Regions from separate parts of the Homo sapiens genome. Here region 2 is linked to region 1. The links are chromatin loops, found by intact Hi-C in ENCODE. Cell type or tissue: Caco-2. All regions are shown on one strand.

Region 1 (8,000 bases):
CCTTGGGGAAGTTATTCAATCTCCGAGCCCTACTGCCTCTGAGGAGCTGGAGTGGGGAGGGCAGGGTACACAGTGCCCCGCGGCTGGCCGGCAGGGGTCATTCCCCCCTCTCTAGTTTCCCCTTCACAAAGGTGACAGAAACTGGCATCTTCTGGAAGTTTTGCATCCTGGATGTTGTTTGTCAGCTGGTCCCCAGGTAGGAGAGCATTTGCAATTCAACACTCTGCTCTTTTGCTGAGCCTTGTGACTTGGCCGGGGCTCCCGGGACTGGTGTAAAGGGAAGCACCGCCTGCCCAGGCTCCAGTGTCACCCAGCCCAGCCTCCCAGCTTCTGAGCCGGTGTTGCCGGGGGACATTTCTCTCCTGATGCTGGGTGAGGAGGCAGACAGCACCATACAGGGCGGGCCATGGGGGAACAGGACGGCATTCGCAGCTCCAGCTGGGAGACCTCGCAGGGCAAGAGCTCCCCAGACTCGGCTTGGTCATGGGTAAGGGCCGGCCATGTGGCCATCTGCAAACACAGCCCCTGCTCTTCCTCCTTCCATCCCCAGGTGCCCGCGTACTGATGGGACCCGGGGAACATTTGCGCCCAGAGCGCCTTGTTCGGGATGGGTTTGTGCATTCACGCTTCCCCAGATAGGTGACCGGCCCCGCTTGCTCCTCACAGGCTCCTATTCAGAAGGCTGCATTTATAGAGGAGGCTGTAGAACTTATTCAAGAATTAAAGGCTTTTTTCTTTGCCTTGGATGGAAAATGCATAGTGATTGCTTAATCTTCAAAATGGGACTTCAGAGCTTCGTGAGTGCCTCCAGCCCATCAGGCACTCTGCTAGAACATCCTTGTCTGTCCAGTTTGTGTGCAGGCCAGGAAGCGAGGTGTGGAGAGTTGAAGGGACCCCTCCAATGTGGTCATTTAACCAGTGCTGTCTCCAATAACATGCTGTGTGTGCTGTGGGGCTTCTGTGGACCCCAAAGCCAGCGGCTGTCCCTACTGCCCTTTTCAGATCTCATCCTAGCAGCCAAGGCTTTTTTGCTGTTGTTGCACAAAAGTAGTTATTTTCACAAAAAAGCCCAAAGCAGGAGTGGAGGGCGTTCGAATAACCCTGAGTGGCAGTGAGTCCCGAGGGTAGGGCCTGGGCTAGAATTCAGAACCCTGCAGTTTCTTCCAGAGGCCAGGGGGTTGGGCTGCAGTGAGGATAATGTGTCAAACCACTGCTCCAAATGGTGCGTCGGGGACACCTGCTGTGGTCCTCAGCTGCAGAGGCTGAGATGGCAGTGAGAGAGGGTTCAGCATGCTTAGGGGGCAGGGAGACCCGGGGTTTTCTGCATCCTAGGGGGATAGAGTGGCGAGGCAGGCCAACCTCCCGCTGCTGGACCCCAAGCACTTGTCGCCTGTCACTTCAGTCAGCTCCATCCTCAGGGCAGTGCCTTCCTTCAGGGACAAGAGGTCCTTCTGGGGCTGGTGTCCAGGCGGCAATGCAGTGAGGGCTCTCTAGGGAGAAAGGAGGCGTGGATCCTGCTCCCACCTCTGCACTGTTTTGCAGCTTGGCCCTTTGGGCAAGTATTTCCTGAATGGACCGGAGGCCTGCAGGGGAGAGACATCAGGCTGGTCCACAACATCCCTCTACATGATGGGGACAGGAGCAGGACCTTCTCTCGGGAGCCCCGTGCAGGTGAATGACACCCACACTCAGATTAAGTAGACCATTTTTGTGGTTAGTCAGGGATTATAATGGCTTTGTCTTGTTTCCTTTGCTGGAATGTCTCTTAAGTTTGCCCGGTGCTGACTGAGAATGGCACTCGCATCTTCCCAGTGGACAGGTGGGGCTCTTATGAAGCTCTGTCTCATGCCCCGCAGGACTGACTCTCTCGCCAGCCTGAGACGCAGGTGTTATTATCATGGCATCTCTCTCACACAAGCCTGGCAGGTGGGGAGCACAGCATCGCTATTCCCATTTGACAGCTGAGAAAACTGAGGCTATGAAGTTGGGACTTTTGCACAGCACCTTGGGAGGGGAGTGGTGGAAGATGGGGAGAGGAACCCAGGCCTCCTGGGGCCCAGTCCAACCCTCGTTCTCTCCTGCACCTCCCTACAGATGTGGAAGTTTGGATTTAATACTGATTTAATATTATGTCTGTTTTCTGCTTATGTTTTATTGGATATTAATTATTTTTCTGATTATAAAAGCATGTTCATTGTAGAATATGTAGCATATACAGGAAAGTTTAAATAACATAAAAGCCTGGGGACTTTGTAAACAGAGGTGGTGCTTCCTTCACCGAAGGCTCCTTGTAATGAAGCTGCAGAGAGGATGTCAAACCCGCCACGTGTCCCCTTGTATTCCATCGCTCTTCCAACCCCACAACCTTCCTGTGTGTTTGATAAACGCTTGTTGACAGATGGACGGGATACTAAGCCCCAGGCTAAAACCCTCAGCAGGCCCCTTGGCTGATCCACCGTGGTCTAGATTCCCCCAACCCCTGCCCCGGCAGTCTCTGTGCGGTGCCCATGGCCTTTTGCCTTGGGGGAGGCAGGCCTCCATGGCTCTGAAGGGTGATGGGGGCCGGGGGAGTCTGGCCTGCTTCCTCTCAAGCTGCAGAGCTGGCTTCCTGCAAGGCTCTGCTTCTGAAGGGGCCTGGTGGCCTTGGCCTTGGCTCAGGCTGGTGCTGCACCTGGAGGAATCTGGCCTGCTTGCTGAAGGGTGGCTGCAGAGCCGTGAAACTGGGAGCGTCACTGGGAGTTGCTGCTGGGGACTGAGTCTGGGACTAGTCCTTGGATGGCAGGGAGGGCTGGGCCCAGAGTTGGGGCTTCAGCAAAGAAGAGAAACTGGGACCTAGATCAGGCAGGCCCCCGATGGACTGACAGCAGTCCAGGAATGCTGAGGGGGGATGCAGGAGATGTGGGTGGGAGAGGTGGGAGCTGTGACTGCCCTGGCCAGAAGCCCAGGCAGGGCTGGCTGGCTTCTGGGAAGCGTAAAAGTGGCTCAGCCACCATAGGGCTGTTTTCATTCCTGGGGCTGGAAAATGGCAGCTGGCAGCAGCGTGAGCCCTCGGAGGCACCTGCTAAGTTGGCAGCATCACCTGTGCTGTTGGCCATGGCCATTCCCAGAGACTCTGGGCTTGGTCTCTGCGCCACAAGTATTTCTGGGCCCTGAGTGTGTGCAGAGCTCTGTGGTGGGGTAACGGGGCGATCTGGGGGCGGTGCGTGAAAGGCCTGGTCTCTCCCTCTTCTGCAGGAGGTCAAGGTGGAATGGGAATGGGTGGGGCTGCAGCTGGCAAGCCACAGAGTTCACAGGGCACAGGTCAAGAGTGATTCAGCCTGGCAGGGCTGGAGGAGGCCTCTCTGAGAAGCTGGCCTTGGAGGAGGAATAGGATTTCAATAAACAGAGCTGACGGGGGTGGAGCTTTCTAGCTGCGGGGTCAGCTTGAGCAAAGGCTGGGGAATGAGTACAGTGTGTTCCCCTAAAGCTAAGTCTGCAGGGGTTGTTCCTTGGGGCGTTGGGACTTTATTTTTTTCTTAGTTGGGGTGTGTGTGGTGACATTCGTCTTGGTCAGGCACCCTGCCTATGAAAGATAGCAGGCAGTCACGGGCCGAATATGTAAGACCCAGAGTGAAGGCCAAAGTTCGGGGGCCACGAGGCCTGGACTCACACCCTAGCATTGTCAGTTACAACTTTTGATTTGCTGAAAATGTAGTTGTCTCATCTATAAAATGAAGCTTATAATACCTAACTATATACTACTCACAGGTGCTTGATAAATGGTAGCTATTATTAATACCAGCACTACACCTGAAAGCAGATGGCCTGTGGTGACAGGCTGGACTGCAAATACAATGGTGCCAAGACACTGAATCCCTCTACACTGGCCCAGTGGACTCAGAGAGCACTGTAGGGGAAAATGCATGGAGCCAGGTCCTGCATTTGTCTCTGTATGAAGAACTCTGAGTTCAGTCTTCCTTTAGTCACTTAGCTTGGCATTCAAGGCCCCTCAAAGGCTGGCCCCACCTCTCCGCCTGATATGGTTTGGATGTGTGTCCCCCACCCAAAGCTCCTGTTGAATTATAATCCCCAGTGTTGGAGGAAAGGTTTGGTGGGAGGTGATTGGATCATGGTGGCCGACTTTCCCTTTGCTGTTCTCATGAGAGATCTGGTTGGTTAAAAGTATGTAGCACCTCCTTCTATTGTCTTCCTCTTCCTCCTGCTCCGGCCATATAGGACGTGCTGGCTTCCCCTTCGCCTTCTGCCGTCATTGTAAGTTTCCCGAGGTCTCCCCAGCTATGCTTCCTGTACAGCCTGTGGAACTGTGAGCCATTTAAACCTCTTTTCTTTATAAATTACCCAGGTTCGGGTATTTCTTTATAGCAGTGCGAGAACAGGCTAGTACACCCCCGTCGGCTCTGTTCTTTCCTTCTACCACGTCCCCGTGCTGCCCCTGGGACGTGCTGAGCCAGGCGTGTTAGTTGGGTCTCCAGGGAGGTGACCATTCAGGACCCTGGACCCATTTTGTCACCTCCAGTCCATGTAGGCTTGGGGGTTGGACTTGGGGCCCCATCTACTCAGAGCTTTTGTTTGCCACCTGGGTTCATTTGGCTTCACCAACCAGAGGCCTGAACAGAGGCTGGGCGACGTCCTCTCCTCTGGGGCCCCTTTCTACAGGGACCTTTGGAGCGCACGCCCCTGACGGTGGCCGGGTGTGGAGACAAACCCAGGGAAAGGGTCCACTTCTCCCATACCGCGAACCCCCTGAAATGCCTGTGTGGGCTGCCCCCTGGTCCTGGGAGGGCTCTCGGGAGGCTGCTACCTCTGGCCGGCCTGAAGGCACTGGCGCCTGGGGTGTTCGTTGTGGGTGAGATGGAAACAGAGAAGAAAGCTGCAGGCCTCCGTGGGGAGCGGGGCTTTGGGCCTCTCTCTCCTCTCAGCGTCCTGGGCTTGCCCCACTCCTCCTGCAGGTGAGCCGTGGGGAGGCCTTGAGCGCCCCCTGGAGGTGACACTCTGCCACTACACATAGGAAACCACCTGGAAACCCAACCACAGTGTCTGATGTGACTTTTCTTAGTGACAGGAAATTAGGATGAGCACGAGCAAAGTCGGTGGTCACAAGGGAGCAGCCAGGCCAGTCCTGCTTAAACTCCTGCTGTTACATGTTTGCGATTGAACTCGTAGCAAGCTGCCGATGGAACACAACCTGCCTCCGGCACAGACGCCGATCTTCAATCCCTTCTCCCCAGCACCGGTGACAGCCCTAGTCATCCTTCAAGGCCCAGTTCAAATGCCTCCATCTCCATACCATTTCAGTTCGTGGTTGGGGATAGGAGCTCCCGTCGCGATCGTCATCTTTCTGCTGCAGACAGATTTTGTTTCCCTCTGTAAAGTTGGAGTGCAGGGGACAAGGCTCTGAACATAGCATTTAAGTGACAGAGATGGTTGTGGTCATGTCCCAGTATGTATTTATCTATCTCCTGCTCCAGTAAATGTCACACTCCCCGGGGCAGCGAGGGTGTCACCATCTCGGTGTCCCCACAGCACCTAGCACAGTCTCCCAGACGATCCAGGGCAGACCCTTCGCATGGGAACGCAAGTCCCTGTTTGTCCGGGTCACTCAGGTTTACGCCTATTGTCCTGTAATTATTTATGCACCCTCTTTTGCTGTCATAGGTGTTGGGTTGGAACAGTCACCCTATTTAGCACACACCTATTAAGCCAAAGCACCTTAGTGTGTAGGCTTCCCTCACCCAAACCTGTTCCCAAAGGTCCTTTCTCACCGGCTACTTTGGGGGCCCCAGTAATCTTCCCGACCCCTCTGGTCAGGGCCAGAGTGGGGAGCAAGTGTCTAAAGCAAGGCCTTCAACAAGGTCCCTTCCCTGAGAGACTCAGTTTGTGACGCTTGTGATTGTGAAGCTCAAATGGATTATGTGACTCCACATAACTCTGCAAACTGTGGTGCGCCCTATTATTGCCGTTTAACTTGTCAGTGTCGGTTCTGCACCCCTGCAGGCTCTGTAGGGGCTGGAGAAGAACACTTGATTTGGAATTTCGGTAATAGCCAGTGAGCTAAGAACCACATAAAATAATGCAGATCATATGAAATGCGTCATGTGTCATTTTGTCTTCTGATATTTAAACATGCTCAAGTGTATGGTAGAGAGCGTGAGAGAATGGGCTGAGCTGGGCTGGGTATACTTGAAATGATGACTCCAGACATGGGAGATGGGAGCGGCTGAAGGGAGGCAGCCCATGAGTCGCCCTTTGGGAGCAGATGGCCTGGAGTTGAACGTGAGGGATGGGGATGAGGGACTGAGAAGGAAGAAGAGAAACAGGGAGGTCTGAGATGGCTTTTACTCTGGGAAGTAACGGGTCCGCCCTTCTTTGTCCCTGCCTCCTGCCTCCTCCTGGACTCTATGCAGAGGAGAGAAGATGGGGCGTGGCTTCCCCCCAATGCTGTGGTCGTCGAGGTAAGCAGATTTGCCCTGCCCTGCCCTGCACTGCCGCTCTGTTCCTCCAGGACGGCTGGTGTTTATGTGAACATCCTGCTGCACCTGAGGAAGGGACAGGTGTGGTGAAAGCCAGGCTTTGTCATCCAGGTGCCCTGGCTTGGAATCCTGGCTCTGCTGCTTCTAAACTGAGCTGTGACCTTGCCCAAGTTGCCTTGAGCCTCTCCCAGCCCTGGGCTCTTCATCTTTAAACTGGGGCTGATGACGCTGCTTTACCAGCCCAGCATGGGGGTGAGTGAGGTGAGCTCGGAAGAGTCTTCTTACTTTTCTCATAGCAGCTGCATGAAAGGTGGATTAGAAGAAGCTGCCAGGCAAAGTATCCATTTAGTGAAAATTCAGTGTGAACTGTACAGTCTGTGAACCTCTGGCAGGTATCACGCTGTCTCTTGTGATCCGAATGGCAGCTCTGGGTCTGGGCTGGCTTCTGGAGCTGGAGCCCCCACCCTTCCCAGTGCCAAGGCTGCTTCTGACGTAGTAAGCAGGTGTGTCTGCTAGAGCAAGGGCCAGCCAGGGTGATGGACTCTCTTGTCTCCTGGGCTCAACCAATCCTCCCACCTCATCCTCCCAGGTAGCTGGGACTACAGGTGTGTGCCACTGCAACCAGCTAATTTTTTTTTAAAGTTTTTGTAAAAACAAGGTTTCTCTATGTTGCCCAAACTGATCTTGAACTCCTAGCCTCAAATGATCCTCCTGCTTTGGCCTCTCATAGTTCTGGAATTACAGGCATGAGCCACTGTGCCCAACTCTCTTGTTTTTGAAGGAAGAACCAGAGTAACACAGAGCTGGAGGGTGGTTGGCATGGAGTATTGGTGCCAAAGTTTTCACTGACCCGTGGTGAACAAAGAAAATAAGACAATGTTGTGGGGTAGATATGTTCATGTGACTTGGCCCATTCAAATTCCCTGGGAAAGACTATTATTTATCCTGGGAGAAGGCATTTTCTATTTTGGGGAGGTTAAAGTATCTTTTATGAAAAGAAAAATACTTTCCTTCCATCCCTCCCTCCCTCCCTCCCTTCCTTCCATTGTTTTTCATTTTTTAAGATTAAAAGTTGACAACCTTATGTCAGTTACCACGCATGCTCCCTGAAATGAAAATTGTAAAAGATTATTGTCTTTTCACTCATTTGCTTATTCTAGTAATAAATATTCACTAGGCGACACTGTGGCCGGCACTCTTCTAAGCACTGGAAATGAGCCGTGAATAAAACAAACATCCTGCCCTCCTGGAGCTTACAGTCCAGGTGGGGGAGAAAAGAATAAGCAAGTGTCTAAGTAACATGCATGTCAGATGGGGAGAGGGGTTGTGGAGAAAAAGAAAATGGGGAAAGGCAACGGGGAGCCCGAGACGGGAGGATGACGTAATTTTCAATGGGGAGGTTGGGGAGGTCACAGAGAAGGTGACATGTGAGCAAAGACTTGAAGGAGCTGAGGAGTGAGCGGAGGCCTCAGGAGGTGTCAAGGGTCCTGAAGCTGAAGCATCTTGGCAGGTTTGAGGAATGCCAAGAGG
Region 2 (8,000 bases), 260 kb before region 1:
GCTCAAAGCAAAGCGGTATAAAACTTGGTATAAACAGGATTTGCAGGGAAGACAGTGAAGTGATGCTACTTCACTTCCTGGATCCTCTATCACTGTAACAGGTAAATATGGGCACCTGTGTCTGCCAGGAACATTGACGTTTAATAGAGAATTTTTTGTTTTGCTTTTTGCTTTACCTGTTTTTCTTTTTTTTTTTTTTTTTTGAGACTGAGTCTCGCCCTGTCGCCCAGGCTAGAGTGCGGTGGCACGATCTCGGCTCACTGCACCCTCTGCCTCCCAGATTCAAGCAATTCTCCCGCCTCAGCCTTCTGAGCAGCTGGGATTACAGGTGGGCGCCACCACGCCCGGCTAATTTTTGTATTTTTAGTAGAGACGGGGTTTCACCATGTTGGTCAGGGTGGTCTCAAACTCCTAACTTCGTGATCCACCCGCCTCGGCCTCCCAAAGTGCTGGGACTACAGGTGTGAGCCACCGCGCCCAGCCCTTACTTTACCTTTTTTGACACTGGCCTACATTGCCTGGATATACACGTAGCTTATTTTGTTTTTTTTCTTTCATTTTTCTGTTCATATTTAGTCTTCTCACTGTACAAAGTGCTTTCATATTTCTGAACACCACATTGGGTCAGCATAACAGCCCTGTGGCTAGGAACATAATTAGATAATCCTGTTTTGGAGATAAATAAACTGAAGTTCAGAGAGGTTGAGTAACTCGCTCAAGACCACCCAGACACCATAAGGATGAACCTATTTTGAACCCGGGTTTTATGGATCCCTATGATTTCCTCTTTCTCATTATTCCATTTGGTCTTCCAAATGGAGAGGCTTACTAAAGATTACTTGACCAATTCCTGGATACTCTACGGCACAGTTGATTATTTTGTGCTTTTCTTTTCAGATGGGAATATAAAAATGACACTGGTTTAGGTTTTCATGTTGCTTTATAAAGCCTCCCTGGTATTAAGTAGTGAGGCATGTGGTACACTTCTGAACTAGTGTTTTTTTGTTTTTGTCTTTTAAAGTCTTTCAAATACAACTCTTAGACACTATAACAAGTTTAGGAGTATTTGGGTTTTCTCTTCCACAGTGATGTTCAGCAGAGGGGAAGGAAGATCTTAGCAATACTGTCAGTGGAGGGAAGGCTAAAGTGGAAGCTTATGCTTTTCAGCTTCTATGATTTGGATGATGAGATGGCCAGGTGATTCTAATCCAGAAGTGCTTTCTAATTTGTTGTAATTACTATTGCTGTGTAACCAATTATCCCTAAACTAAGCAGCTTATAACAACCATTTGACTACCCTCACAGATTCTGTGGTCAGAAATTGGACATGGCAGTGGGATGGCTTGGGAGCCTCAGCTGGGAAGACTTAATGGCTAAGAGTGACTCAAGAGCTGGGGGTTGGAATCCCAGGAGACATCACCACTTACTGTCTGGTGGTTGATCTGGCTGTTGGGCGGAACCTCACTCAGCCAGGGCTGTTGATTAGGGAACCCACATGTGGCCTTTCCAGAAGGCCTGGGCTTCCTCACAGTGTGGAGGTTCAAGGTAGTGGTACTTTTCATACGGAGACTCATGGCTCCAAAAGCATGAGCCCCAAGGAACAGGGAAGAAACTGCATTGCCTTTTTTTTTTTTTTTTTTTCTTTTTGAGATGGAGTCTCACACTCTCGCCCAGGCTGGAGTGCAATGGCGCGATCTCGGCTCACTGCAAGCTCCACCTCCCGGGTTCACGCCATTCTCCTGCCTCAGCCTCCCGAGTACCTGGGACTACAGGCACCCACCACCACGCCCAGCTAATTTTTTGCATTTTTAGTAGAGATGAAGTTTCACCATGTTAGCCAGGATGGTCTCGATCTCCTGACCCTGTGATCCACCCACCTCAGCCTCCCAAAGTGCTGGGATTACAGGCGTGAGGCACCGCGCCCGGCCATTGCCTTTTTTAAGGTAGCCTCAGAGAGCATCACTTCTGCACATTCTATCAGTTGCAAGCAAGTCCCAAGCCTGCCTAGATTCAAGGATCCAGGACATAGACCCTGCCTCTTGATGGAAGGGTGGCAAGGTCACATTGTAGGAGAAGATGTGGGATGGGAGATATTGCCACAGTCATCTATGGAAAATACCATCTGCCATTCTAGTGAGGATGTGTCACCTCTGGGCTTTACTAACATTAGTGAAGGGACGTGCTCATCTGCCAAATGCCGTTAAAGTATTGCTGGGGCTGTAGCTCATGGCCAGTTACAGCTGCTTGGGTTTGAATCAGATCTCTCAACCAACCAACCAACCAACCAACCAATGCAGGAACCAGCCTATCTACAGCAATACCCTCTAAGAGTCAAATACTGGGCCAAGAGCCAAGTATGAATTAAAAAGGCCCCTACCCTCAAGGATCACCTGAATCTTAAATGTTAGTGTACATAGAGCTAGCTGGAGTAAAAGTTTAAACTACAGATGCCTGTCTGCCTTCCTTCATTCTAATTCAGTTGTCAGTTCCAGCTGGAGCACAGGAATCTGCGTTGTAACAAGCCCGTAGGTGGTTCTAGCATAAGAGATCCGAGGGGGGCACTTTGAGACTCACTGATCAGCAGAACTAGTGCTTTGAGACTGGGCATGGTGGCTCACACCTGTAATCTTAACACTTTGGGAGGCTGAAGCAGGTGGGTCACTTCAGGTCAGGAGTTCAAGACCAGCCTGGTCAACGTGGTGAAGCCCCGTCTCTACTAAAAATATAAAAATTAGCCAGGCATGGTGGCACACACCTGTAATTCCAGCTACTCAGGAGGCTGAGGTGGAAGGATCGCTTGAACCTGGGAGGTGGAGTTTGCAATAAGCCAAGATCATGCCATTGCACTCCGGCCTGGGCAACAGAGTGAGACTCTGTCTCAAAAAACAAAACAAAACAAAACAAAACAAAACAAAACAAAACAAAACAAAACAAAACAAAAAAAACTAGTGCTTTGGTCCAGAGAGTGAGCTTGGGTGCTTTTCATAAGTCATTAGCTTTCAGTTTGCCTGGCTTCTCTCCTTGAATCTTACTAGCTGTGGTAGGTTAGATTGTTGTGCCCGTTTTTGATTTATAGCCCGGCAGCCTCAAAACCATCCTTTTTGCCTGCTAGTGAAAATGAATCTGGGCCTTTTACATATTTTTTTTCTTCGCTAGCTGGCACAATTTTAAGCTTTGTCAGTAGAGGGCGCTAGAGAGATGCTGCAGACGAAAAACGGTTTGCTTCCTGGTTCCCACAGGCTTGACCCGCAGCCTGCTTTAAGGAGTGGCTTCTCCAGTGAACAGCTCCTAGAGCACACATAGCTTCTCAAGCACACAGCTCCTGCACAAACTGTGGTGCATCTATGCAGTGGAAAATTATTCAGCAACAAAAAAATGAGCTATCGAGCCACAAAAAGACATGGAAGAATCTTAAATGCATATTGCTAAGTTAAAGAAGCCAGTCTGAAAAGGTTACAATTGCATATCATTCTGGAAAAGGCAAAACTAGAGAGACAGTAAAAAGACCAGTGGTTGCCAGGAGTTAGGGGTAGGGAAGGGGAGATCAATAGGTGAAGCACAGGGGATTTTTAGGGTGGTGAAACTATTAGGTGTGATACTGTAGTGGTAGATACAAGACGTCATGCACTCAGCAAAACCTGTAGAGATGTACAACAGAAAGAGTGAATCCGAATGGAAACTATAGACTTAATAATAATGCATTAATGTCAGGTCATCAATTGCAACAGGTGTACTACATCAATTCAAGATGTCATTAATAGTAGGGGAAACTGTGCACAGAAAGAGGGGGTTATAATGGGAATTTTGTACTTTGCATCATTTTTCTGTAAACCTAAAACTACTCTAAAAATATAATCTATTTTTAAAAGTCATTGAAGGCAAAAATAAAAGGTTCAGCAAACACTGATTTTAGAATTTTAGGTCCCCCTCCTACAATTCTGCCTAGAGTATTTGATTATTTCTTTTCATATTTACAGTGGCACAAAGGGAAAATAATGGACACTTTATGTTTTACCTAAGACATTTTGCAGTTCTACATAGATACTCACATTTCATTTTCATTTTTATTTATTTATTTTTTTGAGACAGAGTCTTGCTCTGTTACCTAGGCTGGAGTGCAGTGGCGCAATCTTGGCTCACTGCAACCTCTGCCTCCTGGGTTCAAGCGATTTTTGTGCCTCAGCCTCCCGAGTAGCTGGGATTACAGGTGTGCACCTCCATGCCTGGCTAATATTTTGTATTTTTAGTAGAGACAGGGTTTCTCCATGTTGGCCAGGCTGGTCTCAAACTCCTGACCTCAAGTGATCTGCCTGCCTCAGCCTCCCAAAGTGCTGGGATTACAGACGTGAGCCATCATGCCTGGCCTTTTTTTTTTTTTAATCATATTCAACTCATCCATTCAAAATGCTGATGTATCAGCCAGGCACGGTGGCTCACACCTGTAATCCCAGCACTTTGGGAGGCCGAGGCTGGCGATCACCTGAGGTTAGGAGTTCAAGGCCAGCCTAGCCAACACAGTGAAACCCCATCTCTACTAAAAAACAAACAAAAAATATAAAAAAATTAGCCAGGTGTGGTGGTTCACGCCTGTAGTTCCAGCTACTCGGGAGGCTGAGGCAGGAGAATCACTTGAATTTGGGAGGCAGAAGTTACAGTGAGCTGAGATCGGGCCACTGCACTCCAGCCTGGGTGACAGAGTGAGACTCTGCCTCAAAAAACAGAAAAGAAAAAAAAAAGCGATCAATGTTTTCACTTTGTAAGCCATGGTTTTATGTACAGGGTGTACTAAAAAATCCTCATAGGAAAAGGAGAGTCCGTGGAAAAACTAAATTCTCCCTTTCAGATTTGTCCACTGTGTGGTAGTGGCAACAGCAATTTCTGAAAGAAAGGTCTTGGATAGCACTGCCAAGTTGCAGCTTCATAAACTATCAAGTGAGCTGTTTTCTGTGAGGACAACTCGCACACTTGCTATCACCATACACAGTGAGCTACTAAAGATACCGCAGCTCTCAGGGCTGACTTCAAGCGGATATGAGAATGCGACACAGCTGATTGCCTGCTCCAAGTCCCAAATTGGAAACATGAGCTTGCCCACATACGACATTCCAACTAACTCGACAAATGAATCCTCAAATGCTCCTCACGATCATTTGTTTTAAAAAGCTCAAGTGATTTTTCATTGTCTCAGACTGCTGCTGTGGAAGGCTGCCTATTGGAAAAAAAAAAACAAAAAACAAGGACAGAATCAAATGGAATATTTCCTAAGGCAGGGAGGAAAGAACAAAGTATTAAAAAGGACAAGAAGTCCCACTGCTGTAACAGAGATAGAGATTCCTGATCAAGAAGCCACATTTTTAGGAAAGTGGGATGTGCCGTTTTATTTTTAAAATGAGATGCAATCAATGACACACGCTGTACAGCATGTATTCTGTGTACTAGCCTCTCCCCTGGTTTCACATTATTTTCCTACCCTTATTTACCCTTTGCCCCAGTTTTCTTACTCTTTGAGAAAATACTGTATCTTTTCATAAGATGTTGGAAATCCTATTTGATACATTGTGAAGTGAAAATAAGTAGAAAATGCTATATTTTGAGCATTAATGATAACTTTCTAAATTTGCTGCAACGGATTATTTTTGGTGACTCTACTTAAAATACCTCAAATCAAATTCCTTACTTGAGTATAAGCATAAATATTCCAGATTTCTGAAATCAAGATTTAAAGAGTTATTCCAGCATACATGTATATACATACACATCCATGTAACTTTCATGAGACATGTATTACAAGCTGTTCGAACTACCGTTCCAGAGGTTCACTGACCAACGAAAATAACCTTAGTAGTGAAGTACAAAACCAAATCCAGAAAGCAGTCCAGGGGTTTAGTCAGATTGCTTCTTCTCACCGAGCAGCGTCATACAGTATGTATTCCTACCCATGCACACTGGTCAAGGGAAGAAAGAAGTGGTCAGTAGTAGGAGGAATGGGCTTAGGTAGTGATATGGTTTGGATTTGTGTCCCTGCCCAAATCTCGTGTCGAACTGTAATCCCCAGCGTTGGAAGTGGGGCCTGGTGGGAGGTGATGGGATCGTGGGGGCAGATTTTCCCCTTGCTGTTCTCATGATAGTGACTGAGTGCTTACGAGATCTGGTTGTTTACAAGTATGTACTGCCTCCTTCGCTCTCTTCCTCTTGCTCCAGCCATGTAAAATGTGCCTCCTTCGTCTTCTCATTCTGCCATGATTGTAAGTTTCCTGAGGTCTCCCCAGCCACGCTTCCTGAACAGCCTGCGGAACGGTGAGCCAACTAAACCTCTTTTCTTTATAAATTACCCAGCCTCAGGTCATTCCTTATAGCAATGCAACAAGGACAAACTAATCCAGGTGGTATGGTCATCATGAGTTAATGTTTGCCTGTTTGCCCCAACTGCTGAAGAGCTGTCTGACAATTAAGACCATCTCTAGTAACTACAGCACGAGCTGAAAGAATTTCACACCTCAAATTCCATAGCCTGACAAGGGGTCACCTTCATTTTTAAAGGGAATATGGCTTGTGAACCGTACTGTCTGGGGTCCGAATCCTGGCTCTAGTATTTCCCAGTTGTGGAGTTTTGGGCAAGCATGCCCTCATCCTCCTGAGCCTCAGCAACGACACTTATCTGACAAGGTAACACAAACATTAACTGTTTCTCCTAGTCCAGGGGCCGGCACCTGGTATGGGCTCAATAAATGGCAGTCATTATTATGAGTAGATAATTATAACAATAATAAAGTGTTAGAAAATTCATGAAAGTACAAGAGGCTTGAAATTTCTATAAACCACTCCCCAAACATGATATAATGTTTACCTACAACCCAGTTTTTCCTTTTGCACCAAATAAAATCCAGCTGTGCAGCTGAGAGGCAATGAAATTGAGAATGATTCTAAATTGTTGTAAATATATTTTCAAAGGATTGTAAATATATTTTCAAAGTTAAATGTAAAATGAGAGCCTGTTTGTAGACAACTGAGTTGGCTTGTGATGACATTTTTTACTAAAGCTGTCAGAGGATCTGAAAGAATTTTGCAAAGTACTGGACATGATGTTCAGCTTCTTTAGAAAGCTGATGAGCACTAAGCAATATGTTGCCTTGTTGTAAATAGCAAATCAGTGTCATGGTCTTTACTCTCCTTCACCAGATTATGTGATCGAATAAGTAACCACATGTTAGGTGGAAACAAATTGTAAAAGGCTTTTAACTAAGCAACGTTTCAATATTTGTTTGTTTTTTTGAGACGGTCTCTCTCTGTCACCCAGGCTGGAGTGCAGTGGTGCGATTATAGCTCACGGCAGCCTTGATCTTCTGGGCTCAAGTGATCCTCCCACCTCAGCCACCCGAAGTGCTGGTATTACAGGCGTGAGCCCCCATGCCCAGCTTCAATATTTCTTTTAAGTGTGGTTTGTTTTTTTCACTGCCAACACATTTTTATCTTAATGTTACCACCCAAGTCAACCAGAAGTCATTTAAGAAATAGCTGGTGTAGAAAATAATTTTGCAAAATGAGAAATCAGTTCAAAGGCTGGATTCCAAACTGGCATGAGCCTGTCCCCAGTGTTGGTGTCTCGTCTCCATGTGGTCTTTTGCCAACTCATCTGCTTTTGCCCCCGACCTGCCCTTGGGCAGAATCCAGTGCAGATCCTCATGCATTTAGGAAGGGTGTCTGAAGGCTTACTCAGCAGCCACCAGTCATCATGTCTTTTCTATTTTCTATTACCACATTCAGTTACAAACAGGTACACAAATATGAAGAGAAATGGAGGGCAAGGGACGTAAGATGGTGCATGTTTCTCCTGCCCTGGTAAAACGTCTTCTCTGGCAATATTATCTCCGTTGGTAGAATGGTTGCCTGTGACAGGAAGAGGTCGTGGGGGTAGGCAGAGCAGGGTAAGGTTTTAAACAAATTCTTTTTTGCAATATTTACTGATTATTTTATTTTTTCTCCATTGAAGAGACTCTTTT

The links. Peaks named below come from ENCODE experiments on the same cell type or tissue, not always from the same donor. Only the 100,000 strongest peaks of a DNase experiment are listed, where the experiment ranks them.
Region 2: it touches region 1 in a loop (11-fold over the local background); 2 of 110 quality-filtered maps call a loop at or near these places.

The regions. Positions count from the first base shown.
Region 1 is chr2:11,677,242-11,685,241 of GRCh38, forward strand. LOC100506405 (a long non-coding RNA gene) reads left to right here and starts at 4,184. Exons shown (of 2, transcript NR_187639.1): 1 at 4,184-4,251; 2 at 4,950-6,082. It also overlaps a transcript of LPIN1 not described here. RefSeq lists an enhancer at 4,664-5,304. In Caco-2, a CTCF peak has its summit at 4,978 (motif pointing left); a DNase peak (open chromatin) is centred at 4,950.
Region 2 is chr2:11,414,970-11,422,969 of GRCh38, forward strand. It overlaps LOC105373429 (a long non-coding RNA gene), which reads left to right. Exons shown (of 4, transcript XR_001739285.2): 3 at 6,202-6,297; 4 at 6,541-7,068. Among named protein-coding and RNA genes, the nearest start is that of LINC00570, 25 kb to the left of the region's middle. In Caco-2, a CTCF peak has its summit at 3,175 (motif pointing right); a DNase peak (open chromatin) is centred at 3,242.